Regions from separate parts of the Mus musculus genome. Here all the other regions are linked to region 3. The links are chromatin contacts, found by Hi-C or POLR2A ChIA-PET in ENCODE. All regions are on one chromosome and are shown on one strand. The core of a region is the stretch at or near the end of the contact, and the rest is flanking DNA. Distances in the headings are between cores, read along the strand shown. Region 1 holds the start of Gck (glucokinase). Region 2 overlaps Camk2b (calcium/calmodulin-dependent protein kinase II, beta). Region 3 holds the start of Ykt6 (YKT6 v-SNARE homolog (S. cerevisiae)).

Region 1 (3,349 bases), core at 594-3,093, 41 kb before region 3:
TACAACCCACCCCCACAAAGCCACGGTGTGCAGAGCCTACAGAGCCAAGAGTGCGGAGCTGGGTTGTAAGCAGAAGCCTGGACTCGGAGCCGACACTCGCCCATTGGGATCCTTCCTGCAGGACTTCAGGAGCTGGCTTTGGCAGGTGTCCAGTTAGCCATTCTCACGTGTCTCTAGAAGTACCTCGTGCTGCAGGGAGACCCTGGTAGCTCACTAGATTCTCTTGTGGGCCTTGTCTGAAAAGTCACAGGACACATAACCAAGGTTCATGGCCACGAGCAAACATAGGGCTTTTCCTGTGGGAGGACTCCCTTCTCCTGAGTCCCCTGAAGAGCACTGGCAGGTTTCCTGAGCTGATGCCAGTTCTAGCCAGTGTGCTCTGTGGTGTGTGGGATGTTAGAGAAGAGCTGAGAGCATTTGCTGTCTGTCTGTTTGTCTGTCTGTCTGTCTATCTGTCCAAGCACAGTACCACACGAGGCCAGTGCTCACGGAGAGTCACGGAAGAGAATTACATGACAGTAGAGTTGAGTTGGGTGGTGAGGCAAGGAAGTGGGTGTCAGGGTGGGCTGAGGGGTGCAGCTCCTCACTTTCCTAGAAAGTGAGGAAGTTGCATAGAGGGGAGAAAGGAGTCACCCCGACAACCACGAGAAGGCTAGAGACGCCTGGCTACAGAATGCGGACTTCTTGAGACAGGGTGGAACTGGGTGGCATTAGGCTGTCTCCAGAATCTGTGTACTGTGACAGTGCACACAGGACAGAGATGTGGTAAGGTCTAGAGAACATACAGACATCTGGTGACAGCTTGGTCTAGGGGGTTTAGGAAGAGACACACTAGGAGGATCACATGGACGAGCCTGAGCAGCTGCAGCAGGGATCCACTGGGATTAGGCATCCTGGGAAACCAATCTAAGCAACCCATCTGCCTGCACATAGCTGCCTCAAGTATGTATGGCTGGCTGTGTGCAGACACAGTTCAGGGAAACAGTGGGGAAACAAGCCCTTAGCATGGAGATGTTCTTATACAAGTCTGGATTAGGTCACAGGGAACTAATAGCAAAAGTGGGAGGGATAGAGCTGGCAGGGTCAGATCCCTGAGCACACTCTGATTGCCCACCTTATAATGCAGGAAAAAAAGAAGACACCATCAAGTGCTGTGTTTACCATCTTAGCAGTGGGAGAGGTAGCCCCAGGGAACTGTAGACCCCAGAGGATCTGGACAAGGGCCATAGCAGCCTACAGACAAAAGCCACAGTTCTGAAGGTCCAGAGACAGTGTCAGCACCTGCATGTCCAGTCTTAGCCTGGATCCTCTTTTCCAAGGTCCTATGGTGGCTTTATACAAAGGAGTGAGTGGCCCTAGGTCAGCCATCCACATACTTCTGGAGAAGAAAGCCCCACACTCTACTGAGTACAGCCATGAGGTGCCCCTTAGAGATGAGCAGCACTCAGAAAACATCCCGAGGCTAGGCACTGTCATTCCAGAAACAAGCCCTGGTGGACTCCTCAAGAGCTGGACAATCGTAGCACCAATGAGAAGGGATACAGGGAAGAAGGGACAAATCCAGGTCTCCTACAGGATCGCACTCATCCTTGAACCAATCCCTCTCTCCAACCTGAGCATGCTGCCCTCCAGGTCTCCCCCAATTCAAGGCCTTTGGCCTGTGAGGGGCCCTTACCAGAGTCAACGACTGGGCTCCCCTCCTTGTAGTATCCACAGCCATCTGAGGATAAGCAGGGGTCGTTGGGGAAGTAGAGATGTTCCTGACTCCCGAGGCCACCTGCTGTGGGTGAGGACTGTCTGGCTGAGTGTTGCAAAAGACAGGCAGCCAAGGACTTCTGCACTAATGGGTCAGTCTGAGAGGTGGCTCCTAAAATACCCTGCCTACTGCCACGGGGTCAGGGACAGGGCCAGGGCCAGGACAAAGAACCACGTGGGATCAGGTTTGACAAAGGCCACAGGGACAGGGCTATGAGACAGGCTACCATGTTCTCTGAACACTGGTTGGAGCTGCTGTGGAGAGGTTGATGAAGTGGCTGGAGCTAGCCCACTCACATGCCCCCTTCCAGACTTGTTACAGAAGATGATGATCGGATGCTTTGAAACAGGTAGGCACGAGGAGCTGTGTGAGCCAGTGAGGCTTCAGACTTGTGGGTAGTGGAGATCCTCATGGGGTTTCACCTATGGAGGGTTGGCTATGCACAGCCACACAGTCTGGGGCTCCACCATAGAACTTGGCTGGGAAGGAGAAGCTGGAGGAAGGAAGGAAGGAAGCCAAGCGTTTGTGGAAGGGAGAGTTTGGTCACGGCATGGACTGGGGCAGATGGGAAGGACATCTGTGCACATACAAGCTGGAGAAGATTCAGGTCCTCTGGCTTCCCTGACACCCCCTCCCCTGCAAGTAAAACAATTTTTTTTTTTAACTATTGTGGAATCTTCTTAAATTTCCTTTAACCCAAACAGCAAGAAATAGAATAGAAGAGGCCGTTAAATTTTGTGACAGCAATGCTCAGGACATTCTGGGCTCTTCTACGGGGTTCAGACACCTCCTAGACCTTTCTTTGGGTTTGGCCAGGAGTGACCCCAACATACTCTGCACTTGCTGGCATTTCCAAGCCCTGCTAAAATTAGCTGCCACTGGCAAGTATGACAGGGTACATAGGGTGCCTGTCAGAATGCCAGGTTTTCCCAAGATTGGCCAGTATGGTCACCCCTTGACACGATTGATCACTTTCCCAAAATAGAGCAAAGCTGGCCTCACCAGACCTCATATGACAAGCCTCTGACTACCCAACCCCTGGCTCTGAGCCCCTTTTGCTTTGGGGGTTGAGCTCATGCCTGAATTTGGGGTGGCTGGTCTTGGAGCTGCCTGGGAGCCTTGCTCCCATCTCCTGGGCAAGTCACAGGAGAGGAAGAGGAAGAGGAGGATAGAGGAGGAGGAGGAGGAGGAGGAGGCAAATCTTCAAGCTCTAATCTCTGGGAGGTGGGAGGAAGGGTGTGAACCAATGCAAAGCCAGAGACAAACGGAGCGGATTTCTGTCTCAGCCAGACTGCGCATGAGCAGCAAGCATCCTCCCAGAACATGTCCCAGGGCGTGGTCTCTTTCCAGTCACTGCACCTTTGAGGGAAGAATGGGATCTAGTTGGCTAAGCACCCAGGACAACTCTGGCAACTCACCGCCCCCCCCTGTGAATCCACCTCGTCCAGGAGTACCATTCTGCAGTAAGGACACGTAGCTCGATGTTCTTCCTACACTCAACAGTCACGACTGGAGAGGAGGGGACAGGACAGAAGGTGCCTTAGGGATGAGATCTCATGATGGACGCACAGGACATGGAAAGCTGCATGAACA
Region 2 (3,218 bases), core at 214-2,713, 45 kb after region 3:
CTAAGTGGGCTTCACACGTAAGCACATGAGTTTGCAGAGCCAGGGCTTCCCAGGGTTACACCCAGCTTTGTGAACCTTAATCCTAGGTCTGAGACTATCTGGCTCCCCCTATTCAATGCTCTGCTCTCTTGAGCCAGATCTGGGCCATCACAGAGTGGATTTAGTGCCTGTATCTGGCCTCCATGGTGGGCTGAGGGCTTGAAAGACTTGAATTCCTGTCCCCATGAAACCATAGACAACATAGGTAGTGTACTCTGCCCACACACCCTCCTGCCCTTTGTCTCTGTCCATACATCAAATGCCCATGGCAAAGCAACACTGTAAATGTGTGGTTTGCACATATGTGGACCAGGAGAGTCTGTCCAGCAGTAGCCCATGTAAGGGGCTGTTATCCCCAGTGCTGTGTGATCGACAGTTTGAGTCTTGACACAAAATTCTTGAACCAGGCTTTGAAAACTCAAGTCTGGGCAGAAAAAATGGTGTAAGGCCAATGTATCTTGGTGCAAAACTGTAGTTCAAAGGATAGCCTTGGTTTGCCAGATCTGTGCCAGGGCAAGGCTCCCTGAGTTACTGCATGTGTTCAGGCACTGATGCTTTGGTGTGTGGGCACCAGGGTCATCTCTTGGTCCAGAGTCACGGGACAGGAAGCTGGGCCTCTACTGAGCTGGATGCCATGCGCGGTCACTGTTGCAAGCTCTGCTCTGTAACTTCCATGGTGTGTATCGGCCACCTCCCCAAACCTGCAGGGCTCTCAGCTGACAAGGCCTTGAGGCCTACTGGGGGGCTACCAAACCACCTCAGAACCTGCAACCCTGGAGGCTCTGGAGGTATGGGGGGAGGATATTTAGACCTTCTGTCCAGACCCACCTCCTCAGTCTCTCCCTGCAGCTGTCTGCCTGGCATGTGCTGAGAGGTCTGAGAGATAAATGTGTCACATATACACATCCCTCCCTCCCCCACCCTCTCTTTCCTTCTTGGCTCCTGAAACAAGTGCAGCCATCCACTGGTCATCATGACCACCCTCAGCCCACAGACCTCTGTTTCTTGAGAAGAAGGGTGGTAAAGGTGATTTTGGGGCACACAGGGGGAAAGAGAGCCCACCCCACCTCAAGCCACAGGACTGGTGTCTCAGCCCAGATTCAATCAGACTGCAGCCTGTTATCTAGCAGATCACTCTAGGCAGGGTCTTGTGGCTCACACAGGGGTAGCTGAGAAGTAAACAAACCCCATGCAGGGGCAGCCTAGCTCTTCACCGGAAGATGCTACAAGGCAGAGGATGCTAAGGCCTGCATGCCCAACGGCCCAGACATCTGTCAGGCTGTTTGAGGGAGGAAGGGCTAAGAGGTGGCCCTAGGAAGGCTCCTCCTGTTCCCATTCAGCCTGTTGCTCAAGGGCAGCCAGAGGGCATGGGGTAACCATGGTAACGGTACCAGAGCCAGGTTTCCCTGGCTGTGCAGTCTGGAGGCCACCAGGACAAGCCAAAGCCCCTGGGCCCCCACCCAGCCCAGGGTCCTGCAGCAGCCCTGATTCACAGACAGCTAAATATAGTGCTGCTTAGCAGGGGCTGCCAAGAGTAAAGGGAGATGAGATCATCGCTTCTAAATCCGGCAGGAAGTGAGAGGCGGAGTTGGCCCCGAACGCCTTCTCACTCAGCTACTGCACACACACACACTCATGCAAGCACACACACACACTCATGCAAGCACACACACACACACACACACACACACACACACACACACACACACAGAGGCCTGTATCTCCAAAACATACCCAATCACACTTCGAAAACAGACATGCATGTACACTCATGGACTTTACACAAAGCATCTCTGTGCTTGCTCTAAGCTCTACACATATGCATGCACATGCATCCTTCCACCCTCACTTACAAACACGCATGCTCACATCAGCTAGCTGCGCCCCCAACCCAGCATGGCAGGCCTCAGAATGGAGGGAAGTGAATGGCTGCTCTCCCTGGTCTTCCCTCCACTGTCCCAACCGACAGGTTTTCTGCAGAGTTGGCGTCCTCAGCATGTCACACTCAGACTGGGTAAAAACCCATGCACAGCCATATCAGCGCTGGCTAGGCTGCGTGTGGCTGGGAATGAGGTGACCCCTGCAGAGGTGCACTCGGAGTGTCCTGATGTGGGGACAGGCCTGCTCCTGAATCTGAAGAGGCTGTGGGCCCCATGCTGGGAGTGAAAGAAAGGTGAGGGTCCTTGGATTTGGCACTTACAGATCGAAGACCAGGTAGTGGAAGCCCTCTTCAGAGATGCTGTCATGGAGGCGTACTGCAGGGACAGAGAAGTCGTGAGGAGCAGGAGGTAGCCCAGGATATTCCCTACTGCCCACCGCCACCCTGTCAGGGCCCACCCAGCACCCGTGCTGCACGCCTGGGGCAGGGAACTTGTCTCTGTGGCCCACAGGGTCTCCCCCAAGACAAGATGGCTGCCTGGGTCTGGGGGAAGATATGAGCTGACTTGAGGTGCTGCATGCTGAGCCTGAGGGAGCATCACGGAGCCCTGAGGGAGCACCATAGAGCCCTGAGGGAGCACCATGGAGCCCTGAGGGAGCACCATGGAGGTCTAGGCAGCACCTTGCCCTTCCACTGGCCCCTTTCTGTTCTCCTATTTCCCCTACCATCGGGAAACACAGCAAAGGCTCACTGCTGAGCCCTAACAGGAGCCATGTCTTCAAGGGAGAGGTTTCTGCAAGAAACAAACCGATTTTCCTGTCCTCAGCAGGACAGGGCCTCCACTGAGAAAGATTACCAGGTGAGGTATATTTCAGAGGCTCAGACAGTTTCCCTCTCTCTGGCCCTATTACCACACCAGTTGCTGAACTTGTATTCAGTCCTGTCTGGCCTGGGCTGGGGCTGATGGGCTCTGAGGAATGATGGCGATGGTGGGAGGGAGCTGCCAGGTCTCGGCTTGGGGCTGCACTCTGCACCAAGCAGTAAAGATTTTCTAGGAATGAGTCACTCTGGGCCCTGCTCTCCCACCTGCAGATCCTGCCCTTTGCTAGAACAGCAATGCATGCCAGGGCTGTTCTGAGCACCTTGCTCACCAACCACCCCTGCAGGCTGCAGAAAAGGGATCGGCACAGAGAGGTTGCCAAGCAGCAGAGGGCACACAGCCTACAGTGAGTCTGTGGGAGCAGGGGTCTGGCTCCAGCGAGTGTGCTGGACTAGTCCTGGCCCTGGTGCTCTTGGGAGC
Region 3 (3,489 bases), core at 386-2,885:
ATTCAAATGTAGGCTGAAGACCAATCTCTCTAGGAATCAACCAGACTTTCAGCACAAGATTAAGTTTGCTAAGACATCCAGTCTTGTGGTTTGCTTAAATACCAGACTCTATGCTTCTCCAGTGTGAGACAGCCACTGTTGGACTACTTACACACACAGCATCCTGAAGCCAATCTAATAAGTCCTCTCTTAATATATATGTCCTATCAATTCTGTTCCTTTAGAGAACTTTAATACATGTATAATATGTTCATATACAAGCATGTATAGAAACATATATATGTGTTCATAGATATATATAGATGTAGATATACTTACATGTAGGTATGTATGCATATGACCTCTTCGGAGTAAGTTGTATACATAGTGTTCATCTATTTATGTTACTGTGTGTTAGTGTGCATGCATGCATGCACCAGAGACTTCTCTTATAAGGTCAGGGCAGTCAGTGACTGAAAGCTGGAAATAAAGATATAGTGCTCTTATCTAATCTGTAGACCTTGCTCAGATTTTAGCCTCCCTTTAAAGCTCTGCTTCTAACAGCCTCAAGGGCACCTTCGGCCTCTCATGAGGCTTGCTTCCTCTTTCTTTCTTTCTTTCTTTCTTTCTTTCTTTCTTTCTTTCTTTCTTTCTGTCATTTAACGTAATGGTGCAAATAACCATCGTCGTCATTGTTAAACATCTGCAATGAGCAGGACTTGGAATTTGATAGTTTATCACTTTTACCAACATGTCTACAAAAAAGGTATTTTTTGAGTCCAACAGATTGGGGGGGGGGGGTAACTTTTGCGGTGCGGAAGTACTGGGACCGAATTCAGGCTGGATAACAGCTGGGGAAACGCAGGGGAAAACAATGTCATTTGAAATTGATTAACAAGCTTGGCTTGGGGAGTTCGCATATCTCTAGATGAGACTTCCTGGGACCAAGGGAGGCTGGGTAAAGTCAGAGAAAAGCAGGAAGAGGTGCCAAGAGTGGCTGTAAGGGAGTTTGATAAGCATTTTGCTGTTCACATTGGAAGCCCAAGGTCTGCTTCTTGCTATCAATTTTCTTAATCCACATCTCTTTCTGCAAGGTCACTATCCTGGTAATTTTGTACAACTTTGGATAAAGAGGCTTTCTTCAGAAATGGTTCTCCGTCTGCCGCCTGTGGAGCCATGGTGTCAGTGCAGGTGAATATAGCTGACACCTCTGGCCGCCTGGCTTGTCGAACAAGTGTGTCCAAGCTGAGTGGCCATAGCCAGTGACGTTTCTGATTTTTATTATTGCAAGAGAAAGGATGAAGGGCCTTTCTTTTAGTCGTCTGTACTTGGGACACCCAGGGAAGAGGTTGGGTAGCCTGGTGCTGTTACACATAGAATGCAACAAAAGTATAGAGTGGGGACAGCTACGGGTTGTTTTTCTAGCAGAATGGGGAAAAAAGAGCGATGGTACGGCACAGCACTCCCCACCGGCAGCCAGGGTCCGCGCGACAGCCCGGAAGGGAACCTGCGCCAAGGCACTGCCACGCAGGCGGAGACCGAGCCTCCTGGCGCCGACCCGGGCGGACGCGGGCGCGCCCCGCCGCTTAGCTACCCGTCCGCGCACGCGCGTACCCTGCCTTCGGGCCTCCGAGGAGCGGCTGGAGCAACTCGCCACCGGAACCGGAAGTGGGCCTTACTCTAGGAGGAAGAAGCCGGCCGGGCCCCGTCAGGAGGCGGCCGCCGCTGTTCTGAGGGACTGTGGCCGCGCTCCTGGGAGCGGGTCTGGGGCTCAGCCGGCGGCCCGAAGGTGCGGCGCCATGAAGCTGTACAGCCTTAGTGTCCTTTACAAAGGCGATCCGAAAGCGGTGCTGCTCAAGGCCGCGTACGACGTGTCTTCCTTTAGTTTCTTCCAGAGGTCCAGGTAAGTGGGCCGGGCCCGGGTGGCTGGACCCGGAGTCCAGGGAGTCGAGTCTCTCGAAGGGCGAGCACGGCTTTGGCCTCCCTCGGGCGGCAGGCTGTACCTGAGGAGTCGTTAGCAACCCTGGGAAAGGGCTCTGCCCTACGCGGTATTGCCCAGTTGTAGAAAGATTGGAAGGCCATTGATTACAGACGCGCTGCCAACTGTTCTGATCTGGGATCTCCGGACTCAGAAATAAGTATGTTGACTACGCCTCGCACCCTGTGATTTAACCAGTGTTTGGTGTCTTAACCTTTGTATTTCGTCGTTGCCAGTGGTTCTCACCTTCCTTGCGCTGCGACCCTTTAGTACCGTTTCTCATGTTGAGGGAACCCTCCCACCCCCAACCATAAAATTATTTTCGTGGCTACTTCATAACTGTAATTTTGCTACTGTTATGCATATGTATTTTTGGAGATTGAGGTTTGCCAAAGGGGTTGCAGCCCACAGTTTGTGAAAGTCGCTGGTCAAAGCTCTTTCCAGAAGTTCTGTATGGAGGTGTTTCTTTTATGAGTAAAATCGTTGATTCCTCAAGGATTGGGAGTCAGGGGTCAAACTCATTCTTTTTAGTGTTTGGGCCTTGATTATCAGGAAGGGTCCACACTGGTAGCTAGGCAGGAACCACTGGATTTGTATTGCTTGTAGGCATGTAAAGGATTGTGGGGTGCTTTAATTGTAAGCTGCACAGATACCCAGTCTTGTGGGAGTGACTCAGACACAAAAGGAAAAGGGCCCAACAGGGTAGGACCTGTGGTCATCTTGACTCAACGTCTGGGGAAATCTGCTTGTTCAGGTTGTGTCTCAGCTTTTGATGGTTCTAATGACTTCATATAAGTGGGATATATAGTAGTTGGCTTTTTGTGTCCCACTGATTTTACTAAGCAGAATGACCCCAAGGTTGACCTATGTTTCTGCAGATACCAAATTTTTCTCCCCTTTAAAATATATACAGTATTGAGTTTTATGTAAACACTATGTTTTGTTTATGTATCCATCCGCTGATGGACATGAGTTGCTGTGGATTATAGTTATGTGAATAGTGTTTGCCAAGGGGTTGGAAGGTAGCTTGAGTGGAGAAATAGTTCATTCAGGAGACTGCTTGCTGCATGAGGGGCCTGGGTTTGATCCCAAATACATCAAAAGGAAAAACAAACAAACCAACCAACCAACCTCTGGGTGTCCTGACACATGCTTGTACTTTCAAAGCTAGGGAAACAGAGACAAGGTGATGGGGCTCAGGGCCTGATGACTGACCCGCTGGGGATCATGGCGCCTGATGACTGACCCGCTGGGGATCATGGCGCCTGATGACTGACCCGCTGGGGATCATGGCGCCTGATGACTGACCTGCTGGGGATCATGGCGCCTGATGACTGACCCGCTGGGGATCATGGCGCCTGATGACTGACCCGCTGGGGATCATGGCGCGATGACTGGCCCCCTGCTCAAGCCTACTCTGTGAGCGCATAACCAACTTCATCCTAACAAAGGTGGATGGCTCCTGAGGAAAGACTCCCTGCGTACACATGCAGCTGCACACAGATGGCACGTGGATGCTCAGATACACAGAG

What was found. A loop is a pair of places that touch in the nucleus more often than their neighbours do. ChIA-PET counts read pairs that join two places held with the same protein, here RNA polymerase II (POLR2A).
Region 1: a map of gastrocnemius shows a loop between it and region 3 (2.3-fold over the local background). The contact joins the promoter of Gck here to the promoter of Ykt6 in region 3. A Hi-C loop is called at or near these places in 1 of 37 maps with a recorded cell type or tissue (gastrocnemius). POLR2A ChIA-PET finds 5 or more read pairs at or near these places in 2 of 5 experiments (Patski and embryonic stem cell).
Region 2: POLR2A ChIA-PET joins it to region 3 with 11 read pairs in Patski. The contact joins the enhancer-like site here to the promoter of Ykt6 in region 3. POLR2A ChIA-PET finds 5 or more read pairs at or near these places in 2 of 5 experiments (Patski and embryonic stem cell).

What each region holds. Positions count from the first base shown.
Region 1 is chr11:5,913,292-5,916,640 of GRCm38, forward strand. It overlaps Gck (glucokinase), which reads right to left and starts at 1,844. Exons shown (of 10, transcript NM_001287386.1): 1 at 1,676-1,844. The coding sequence starts at 1,720. It overlaps Gm11967 (predicted gene 11967), which reads left to right and starts at 1,976. Exons shown (of 2, transcript NR_166847.1): 1 at 1,976-2,105; 2 at 3,043-3,349.
Region 2 is chr11:5,999,099-6,002,316 of GRCm38, forward strand. Camk2b (calcium/calmodulin-dependent protein kinase II, beta) reads right to left here. Exons shown (of 21, transcript NM_007595.5): 4 at 2,240-2,294. Among named protein-coding and RNA genes, the nearest start is that of Ykt6, 45 kb to the left of the region's middle. Within about 2 kb of position 1,464, at least 3 of the 3 ENCODE cell types and tissues checked have a DNase peak (open chromatin) inside an H3K27ac peak, as active enhancers do.
Region 3 is chr11:5,954,123-5,957,611 of GRCm38, forward strand. Ykt6 (YKT6 v-SNARE homolog (S. cerevisiae)) reads left to right here and starts at 1,636. Exons shown (of 7, transcript NM_019661.4): 1 at 1,636-1,882. The coding sequence starts at 1,779.